Regions from separate parts of the Homo sapiens genome. Here region 2 is linked to region 1. Evidence: chromatin loops called from intact Hi-C (ENCODE). Cell type or tissue: IMR-90. All regions are shown on one strand. Links, peaks and the distances in the headings refer to the core of each region. The heading gives the core; the rest is flanking DNA.

Region 1 (4,404 bases), core at 284-4,283:
GGTGAGCAGATCATCTGAGGTCAGGAGTTCGAGACCAGCCTGACCAACATGACAAAACCCCATCTCTACTAAAAATACAAAAATTACCCAGGTGTGGCGATGGGCATCTGTAATCCCAGCTTCTTGAGAGGCTGCAGGAGAATCACTTGAACCCAGGAGGCAGAGGTTGCAGTGAGTTGAGATCACGCCACTGCACTCCAGCCTGGGGAACAGAGGGAGACTCCAGCTCAAAAAAAAAAAAAAAAAAAAAAAAAAATTATACTGATTTAAAACTAGTATCTATTTATGGAAAATTTGAAAAATAGGTAAGGTGTAAGAAGAAATAAAAATGACCTATAATCTCACCATTCAAAAATAATCACTAAGGCCAGGTGTAGTGGCTCATGCCTGTAATTCCAACATTTTGGGAGGCCAAGGTGGGTGGATCACTTGAGGTCAGGAGTTCGAGACCAGCCTGGTCAACATGGTGAAACACCGTCTCTACTAAAATAGAAAAATTAGCTGGGCGTGGTGCTGGGCACCTGTAATCCCAGCTACTCAGGTGGCTGAGGCAGGAGAATTGCTTGAACCCAGGAGACAGAGGTTGCAGTGAGCCAAGATCATGCCACCACATTCCAGCCTGGGCAGTAGAGTGAGACTGCATCTCAATAATAATAACCACTGTTACACTTTGGTGCATTTTGACCAAAATTATGAGTGACAAGGAAGTGACCCAATCAAAGAAAATGTTTATATTTACTCTTAAGAAGCTGTTAACTATTTAATGCATACAAAATAACATTTATAACACCTGTAAGGCATAAAGAGTAATAAAAACAACTGCCTACCTACATTGGCTTAATAAATGGAACATGACTTAGTCAAAAGTACTCTAGCTAAAATTAAATAAATAAATAAATAAATAAATGGAACATGACCAATAATTGTGAAGCTCACTATACGTTCCCCTTGGATCCATTTTCTACCCCTCCCCAAGGTAACTACTATTGTGAATTTTGTGTTTAGCATTCTCTTCCTCTTCTTTAGCATTTACAAATAATTTTGCATAATTTTTAACTTTGTATGACATCATAATATATGTGTTCTTTGGTGATTTGTTCCCCCCACCGTGATTCATTTATTCTTATATATGAAGTGCTAATACATTTTTACTGTTGTCTTAGCATTTCATTGCATGGTTACATCAATAATTCATCACTTTCTCTGTCTTTTGTGTGGTTCCTGCTTTTATCAATAGAGTGCTGCTCTGAAAGCATTGTTATACAGGTTTCCTGCTGTATAGGTAGGTGCAGGAGTTTCTAGGTAACACATCTAGGGGTGGAATTGTAAGTCACAAAATACTGAATCTCCAATTTTATTTAATTGCGCAAACTGTTATCCAAAGTGGTTGTACCAATTTCCACCCCCACCAGCAGTGTACAAGAATTTCAGATACTGGACACCATCACAGGCACTTGGTATAATGCTAGGTTTGCTTTTTCTTGCTGCTGAATAGCATTATAGAATCTCTGGCAAGCAGAGTAAGCTGTGTACTGGATCGTGTGCATCTAAGTAGCTCACTGTCACATTGAATTCTTCGTCTTTAAAATAAAGGTGGTAAAGCCTACTTTGTAGGGATGTTATGAAATGAAACGGCATAACTGAAAAGTGCTTCAGGGAACAATGCCAGGACTTTGGGATGCATTCAGTGATGCTTCTTAGCTCCTTTTTCCCATATATTGGTGATGCTAAGCAATGACTCTTAATTTGAAAGATGATTAATATGTGATGCCCTGAAAAAGATGGTGTGCACAATATGGTCAGTATATACATAGCTTTGCTTTTAATCTCCATTGTCTTTTGATAAACTGTTGAAATGGGTTCCAAACCAGGTTTATCATTTAAAAATTCAAAAGAGCTTTAAAATTTTCATTAGCAGAACCAATTCTAAATATAGTACAAACGTCAGTAATTATAAACAAACTCTGTACTATAATCTCACTTTCTGTATAAAATAGTGTAAGCATAGAAGTAGCATAAACCAATGCAGACTTGAAGTAGAGTTTAAATGTTTTAATACTGTCTACTAGTAATTCAAAAATTTTGACTGGGCGGTGGTGGCTCACATCTGCAATCCCAGCATTTTGGGAGGCTGAGGCTGGAGGATTGCTTGAGCCTAGAAATTCAGGACCAGCTTGGGCAGAATAGTGAAGCCACATCTCTACAAAAAATATAAAAACTAGCCAGGCATAGTGGCATGGGCCTGTAGTCCCAGCTGCGTGGGTGACTGAGGTAGGAGAATCACCTGGGCGGGAGGTTGAGGCTATAGTAAGCCGGGGTCATGCTACTGCACTCTAGCCTGGGCGACAGAGTGAGACCCTGTCTCAAAAAATAAATACCATTTTAAGACATTATCTGCTGAGAATATGCTTATTTATGAAATAGCCGAAAGGTTGATTTGATCTGGCATGTTTTTTGGTTCCCTTTTTCCCCCAATCCTCCCCAAAGTATAACTGACAGCCTAACCCAGGAAGGTTTGTGACTAGAGATAGAATGTTTAAAATAGTAACATACTTTAAATAGAAATCAGAGCATAAAACACATTTCTCATGTTAAACATTGTTTTGCTAATCCAAATAAAGTAGCTTTTAGATTTGTTGGGGGGAGGAGTCATTTAAAAATTCTTTTGAAATTGTTATCTTAGTTACTGTGTACTTAAAGAGAAAGAAAAGCTTCCAGCTTTGGTGTGATTCATTTATTCCTTTTTCCTCCCTCCCGCAGGAGTAGACAGTCTCTTAAAGTTCGAGAACATAAAGTTTTGGGACCATATGTAGATGGTTTATCTCAACTAGCTGTCACTAGTTTTGAGGTAAGTCATTTTTTTTAAAATGTGATTAAAAGCTGACTATAAATCAAAGTATGTAAGTGATACTGAGTATATTTTATGTGGATGCTTTATAGCAGAATGATACTACTCAGGGCCTCAGAAACCCAGTATCAGCACACCGCAAACAGAGAGGAAAAGGGCTTTTAATCACACTCTTCAAGCTGCTTTGTTGTGAAGGTTTTACAGTATGGCCGGGAGGCCCAGTGTTTTCAGGTTGCTGCATATTTTCACTAATACTACTCTGTTAAAACTGTTCTCCCAATGATGCCAGTGACATCCTTCTAGACATGTGGTATTCTAAACAGTATTTGGCAGTTAGTACAGCCCTTTCTTTTTGGCAGGGTCTCCTGCCTTGGTTTCTGTCACTTCTGGCTCTCCTGTTTTTCTGAATCACTCCTCTTGCCATTGACCGGCCTGTTTTACTTTATTTACTCTTTGACTTATATGCCTTGTTAAGATCTGACTCAAGATTCTGCTTCTATTTCTATAGTGATTGCTTTGGAAATCTCATAACACAAACTGCTATCTCTGTTGCTAAAGGATGTGAATGAATGAGTGAATGCACAGAGAAACAAGCAAATCCCTGCACTTACTTTGTGCTGTTTGTGGGATGTGGCTGGCCCATTATCACCCCAGACTTAGTATGGCTAAAACTAATCTGTGCAGTGATTCTCTCCAGCCATTTAAATCAAGGTATATATAGAATTGCTCTAATCGGAAATAGAGCACAGTGATCATTTTAAAAAGGTTTCGATTCTGAAATGAATGGATACTTTTTTGGTCTAAAGGTGCTAACTCAGCTCCTTCACTGAGGTCCCTGGTTCTTAGCTCAGTGTGGTTGAGGTAAGTGTTGATGTTATCCTGTCACTTACTAGTAGGAGCCAGGGTGCTCTATTTGCATCCCAGCTCTACCTCTTACTGGATTTGGGGAAAGTTGCTTGACCTCCACGAACTTCAGCATCCTTGTATGTAAAAGCAAGAAAATAAAGTTCATTTAGCAAATATTTCATAAGATCCCATAGGCTCTAGGCATTCTAGGAGCAAGTGTACAAAGTGGAATAAGGAAAAAACCCTGCCATCAGGGAGCCACAGTATTGGAGGAGGGAGGCAGACAGGCAGGCATCAGCGGGTTGGTAAGCACAGGAGAGTAAGAGTTAAATCAAGTCACTGCTATTATTGATTATCGGAGTGCTCAATAAATATTAGCTATCCCAGGAACCCAAAAAGGAGAAAATAGGGACTCAACTGAGAAAGAAGACAATTGGGAAATGGAAAGAATTAGGGAAACATTTCATACATTACAAAGTCTTGAGTGAGGTGGAAGCTCAAACCATGCTCAATGGAGGAGCGGCAGGGAGGTTTCTATGGAAGGGTGGTGACAAAGGCATCAGAGGAATCATAATTAATACATATACCTGGTGTGCAGGACTACATTCTTGTGTTTTTGCTTATGGTCTTTTCCTTATGCTTTGCCCCTAGGATATTGAGTCATTGATGTCTGAGGGAAATAAGTCTCGAACGGTAGCTGCTACCAACAT
Region 2 (4,404 bases), core at 110-4,109, 390 kb before region 1:
AGTTTTCTCAGCCAAATTGTTGAAAGAATAGTGTATTTTAAGCTAATTTTTATTTTGTTCATCTGTTCACCCAGTACAACCTTTCTGCTGTGAGGACAGAATTCTGGCTCTGTGACAGGCGTCTTTTTTGGAGACCCTCCTTCAAGAGCCCTGCTGCCTATAAATCATAGGTAAGCCTTGCTTTCCCAAGATTTTTTTTGCCTTCCTTCAAAAAGTGCTTATGTCATTCCTCTGATTCTGTACCTTCATGGTTATCAGAGACAGGGAGAATCCCCTTCACGTTTTTGAAACTTCTGTATTACTGATCCTTTAAAAATTTAGGTTATAGTACATTGTACTATCTGACATTAATGGCAGCTGTTCATTTTTATTTGTTCCCCTTTAGAACATCTGAAATAGTTGATGGTCCTGATTGAACCACTCAGCATATAGAGAAGTAGCAAACTCGAATCTTTAAATCTCATGACAATTTGGAAATCAGCTTTTTCTTTATTCTTTTTTTAAAAAAACTTAACCTAATTTTCCCCCCATTTTGTTAAAAGACTCAGTCTTGTCTCCACTTAGGTTAAATAACAAGATGTTAACCATTGTGAGTATTTTCAACATTATTTCCTCAATGCCATATAATTTTTATTATAATCACTAAAGTTTTCAAGATATTTTGAAAGAGACTTAAAATGGGGGTCAGTACTTCACTTATTTTTGAGACAGAGTCGTACGTCTTACTCTGTTGCCCAGGCTGGAGTACAGTGGTGAGATCATGGCTCACTGCAGCCTTGAACTCCAGGGTTCAAGTGATCCTGCCACCAAGTGGCTAGCAATTTTTAAATTTTTTGTAGAGAGAGGTTCTTGCTCTGTTGCCCACTGGCTTTTGATTTCTGAGGTAACCACTTTTTGATTGCTCAAGTCAGTGAATTGGGAGTATGCTAAATGCTGTTAGGGTTACAGAAGATATTTTCCAAGCAAATGCCATTTGATACTTAGCATTATAGGATTTCTAAAGAAGGAAAATCTTCATGCCTCTTGAGGAAAGGCTTTGGGTAGAAGTGGAAGTACTACCAATTCAAGTTGACCTTGGGAATGGAGAGGAAAGTTGTACGTGTGAACAAAGATAAGGAACAGGGAAGGCAGGGTGCCTTTGACTAACTCGTGGTTAGAGTTGTGTGCCCAGAAGTAGAGCAATGAGAGATGAAACTAAGGTAATGTAGGTTGAACCCATGCTATAGAGAACCCATGAAGCTGGGCATTGTTGTGTGACTAATATGTTTGGTGGTAGGTTCATTATTCTCACTCATTCAAAATGATTATCTTATTCTATACCTGAGCATTTTACTAAGTGGGAGAAAAAAAAAATGAGACACGTCCTCTGGTCTTCCAGGAAGTACCACTCAGTAAGCATTTATTAGCAACTGCAAGGAAGAAACTATTCAAAGTGTATATACCATGTGCTTTCACATCTTGCATCTCATTTAGTCTTGACTCCATGAGAGGTGAGGTATGTCTCCTCATTTTTGTATTTGAGGTTATAATAAATATATAAGAAACCTTTTTTAGTGCTTTCTCTTCACAGTAGTCACCTCTTACCTGAACGGAGTACATTTCAAGACCCCCAGTGTATGCCTGAAACTGCAGATCATGCCAAGCCCGATTGCTGTCATTTGGGACATGTTTCTGTTCACGTTTCCCACCCTCAAATTATGCCTTTTTCATCATAACTAAGCACTTATCCTGCACTGTGGCCATAACTTTCGCAGTTTGAGGTTTGACAGCAGAGCCAGCACAAAGTTCTTTTCCCTTCACAATTTCACATATAGAAGATTTGTTCTTACTATAGATCTTAGAAACCTCAACATATGATTTTTTTCTTTCCTTGAGTAAAGAGCTTTCACTTAAAAGAACCCACTTTATGGCTTCTCTTTGGCATGTTTGAATTGCCAACATTACTACTTCTGGGCTTTGGGGCCATTATTAAGTCACATAAGGGTACTTGGGCACAAGCACAATGATACTGCAACAGTTGATAGGATAACCAAGATGGCTGCTAGTGACTAATGGGCCAAGGTTCTGGGAGCATCTACAGTGTGGATATGCTGGACAAAGGGATGATTCACATCCCGGGCAGGAGTGAGCAGGATGACATGAGATTTCATCACACTACTCAGAACAGCATGCAATTTTAAATTTATGAGTTGTTTACTTCTGGAATTTTCCATTTAATATTTTCAGACTATGGTTGACAACAGGTAGTTGAAACCACATGCAGAAAGAGAAACCATAGATAAAGGGAGACTGCCGTATTATTCTTTCTTCTTTTTTGAGACAGAGTCTTGCTTTGTTGCCCAGGCTGGGGTACAGTGGCACGATCGATACTCACTGCCACCTCCACCTCCCAGGTTCAGCAATTCTCGTGGCACAGCCACCCTAGTAGCTGGGTCCACAGGTGCATGCCACCACGCCTGACTAATTTTTTGTAGAGACGGGGTTTCACGATGTTGCCAGGCTGGTCTCGAACTCCTGGCCTCCCAAAGTGCTGGGATTACGGGGTTGAGCCACCGTGCATGGCTTCCTATTCTTTCTAAAGCTTCTTGTTTATGTACTTCTATCTTCAGAGTTCTCTCTAGAATTCCTGATTTAGATCAAAATTTGATTTTAAGCAATAGCTTTAAGAAAGTTAATGAGTATAAATCCACTTGTGCTTATCAGAACTTAAAACTAAAAGCTATTAAAAACTTGATAATTGGAGGAATTGTCCTGTTGATTGCTTTGTCTGGTTCCTGCCTTTACTGTATATAGCTCCAATAATTCAAAATCTAGGAATCAGCAGGCAGTGTAGCCTGTATGCCAAGTCCAGCCTACAGCCTGTTTTTATACAGCCCTCAAGCTCAGAATGGTTTTTCCATTTTTAAATGATTGTTTAAAAAAATGAATATGCAACAAAGATTATATGTAGCCGGGAAAGCTGAAAATATTTACTATCTGGCACTTCAAAGAAAAGTCTTGGTGACAAATCTAGTCCATAAATGTGCTTTTCATTTTATGTGGTATAGCTAGATGAGTCACCTCTGGAGCTTCAAAAACATATACAGGTGCTCAGGAATCAGGATGTTTGGCTGTAACACCCTTGTTCTTACAGCTTCACAATACCTTCCATAAAGTAGGGATAATGAATTGCAGGCCAAGTACTTTGAGAGTATGGATTAATCAAATTGATGGTATTGTGAAAGATTTAGAGGAGGTAATTGTTAAGCTAGGTTTAGAATCATGAGTGGGGTTTTCCTAAGTACAGGGGAGGAATGAAAGTAATGAAGATTTGAAAGTTCATGTAAAATTAAAGGGGACATTGTTTAACTTGCCTTGTCAGCTCTCCCTGTGTTTTTTTCTGTTACCTCCAAATTCTGGTTACCCATATTTACCTTGACAGACAAAAATTGTCCATTGTGTCCTAATACCAAGGTATGTCCTTTGAGATGCCCCCATTTTCCAGAGACCTATTCCTCCTATACCTAATAACCTTCAGGGCAGCCGAAGTGATGAAAACCTGCAGGACTAAAGCACAAGATACAAATTCATTAGTAGTTTTACTGTTCAGCTTTCATGATTTCTTAACTCAGCATTAATCTAAAAAAGAGACTTTACCAAATTCCTACCTTAACTTTGTCACAGAAGAATTTACAGCTGGTTGCTAAAGATAAATGAAATTCTGTATAAATGACATGACGTATTACTATAGATGTTTGCGGGCCATGTCGTATCTACTATAATGTAGTGAAGTAAGTGCGATATATCATGGCTAGTTAATACAGTTGTTATTGAGTTTGTCTCACTGTGTTTATAATTTCCAGTCTGTGTATCTGCCCTGCTTTTAAAAAAAAGAAAATTAGTTTTTTAGAGATAGGGTCTTCTGATTTTGCCCAGGCTGGTCTTGAACCTCTGGCCTCAAGTGATCCTCCCATCTCAGCCTCCTAAAGTGTTGGGATTACAGGATTGAGCCACTGCACCCTGCTTTTTGAAAACACTTAGAAAGTTTAAGTTATTGGAGGAAATTATATTTGCATAATCAAAGAATTTCTCATTCTGCAAAAGGAAGCACTCAGTAATAATAGTTAATATTTAGTGTTTACTATTTGCCAGGTACTACCAAAAATACTTTTCATCTGTTAATGTATCTACTCCCCATAAAACCATAGGAACTATTGTTTCTTTTGTTTTGTAAATGAGACAAGGGCCCAGAGATGTACTGGGGCTGGAATTTGAAACCAGGCAGCTTGCTGCTAGAGCCTGTACTCTTTGAACTATTATGTCGTATATTTTTCTTTAGTGCTTGTGCAGTATATTTGCAGTCTTTTAGAAATTTTAATAGATGACAGGCCTGGTTGTCCGTTTAGAAAAACTGTAGAACATTAT

The links. A loop is a pair of places that touch in the nucleus more often than their neighbours do. Peaks named below come from ENCODE experiments on the same cell type or tissue, not always from the same donor. Only the 100,000 strongest peaks of a DNase experiment are listed, where the experiment ranks them.
Region 2: a loop joins it to region 1, with 2.0 times the contacts of the local background. A loop is called at or near these places in 2 of 110 quality-filtered maps.

Annotation. Positions count from the first base shown.
Region 1 is chr6:17,850,399-17,854,802 of GRCh38, reverse strand. KIF13A (kinesin family member 13A) reads left to right here. Exons shown (of 39, transcript NM_022113.6): 7 at 2,761-2,848; 8 at 4,346-4,404. It overlaps LOC105374953 (a long non-coding RNA gene), which reads right to left and starts at 4,369. Exons shown (of 3, transcript XR_001744007.2): 1 at 4,282-4,369; 2 at 3,739-3,828; 3 at 1,264-1,772. In IMR-90, for the core only: no CTCF peak of the experiment used is centred there; a DNase peak (open chromatin) is centred at 2,692; H3K27ac peaks cover 389 bases.
Region 2 is chr6:18,240,274-18,244,677 of GRCh38, reverse strand. All of the region lies in intron 7 of DEK (DEK proto-oncogene), which reads left to right. Among named protein-coding and RNA genes, the nearest start is that of DEK, 22 kb to the left of the region's middle. RefSeq lists an enhancer at 1,946-2,240. In IMR-90, for the core only: no CTCF peak of the experiment used is centred there; a DNase peak (open chromatin) is centred at 2,077; H3K27ac peaks cover 399 bases.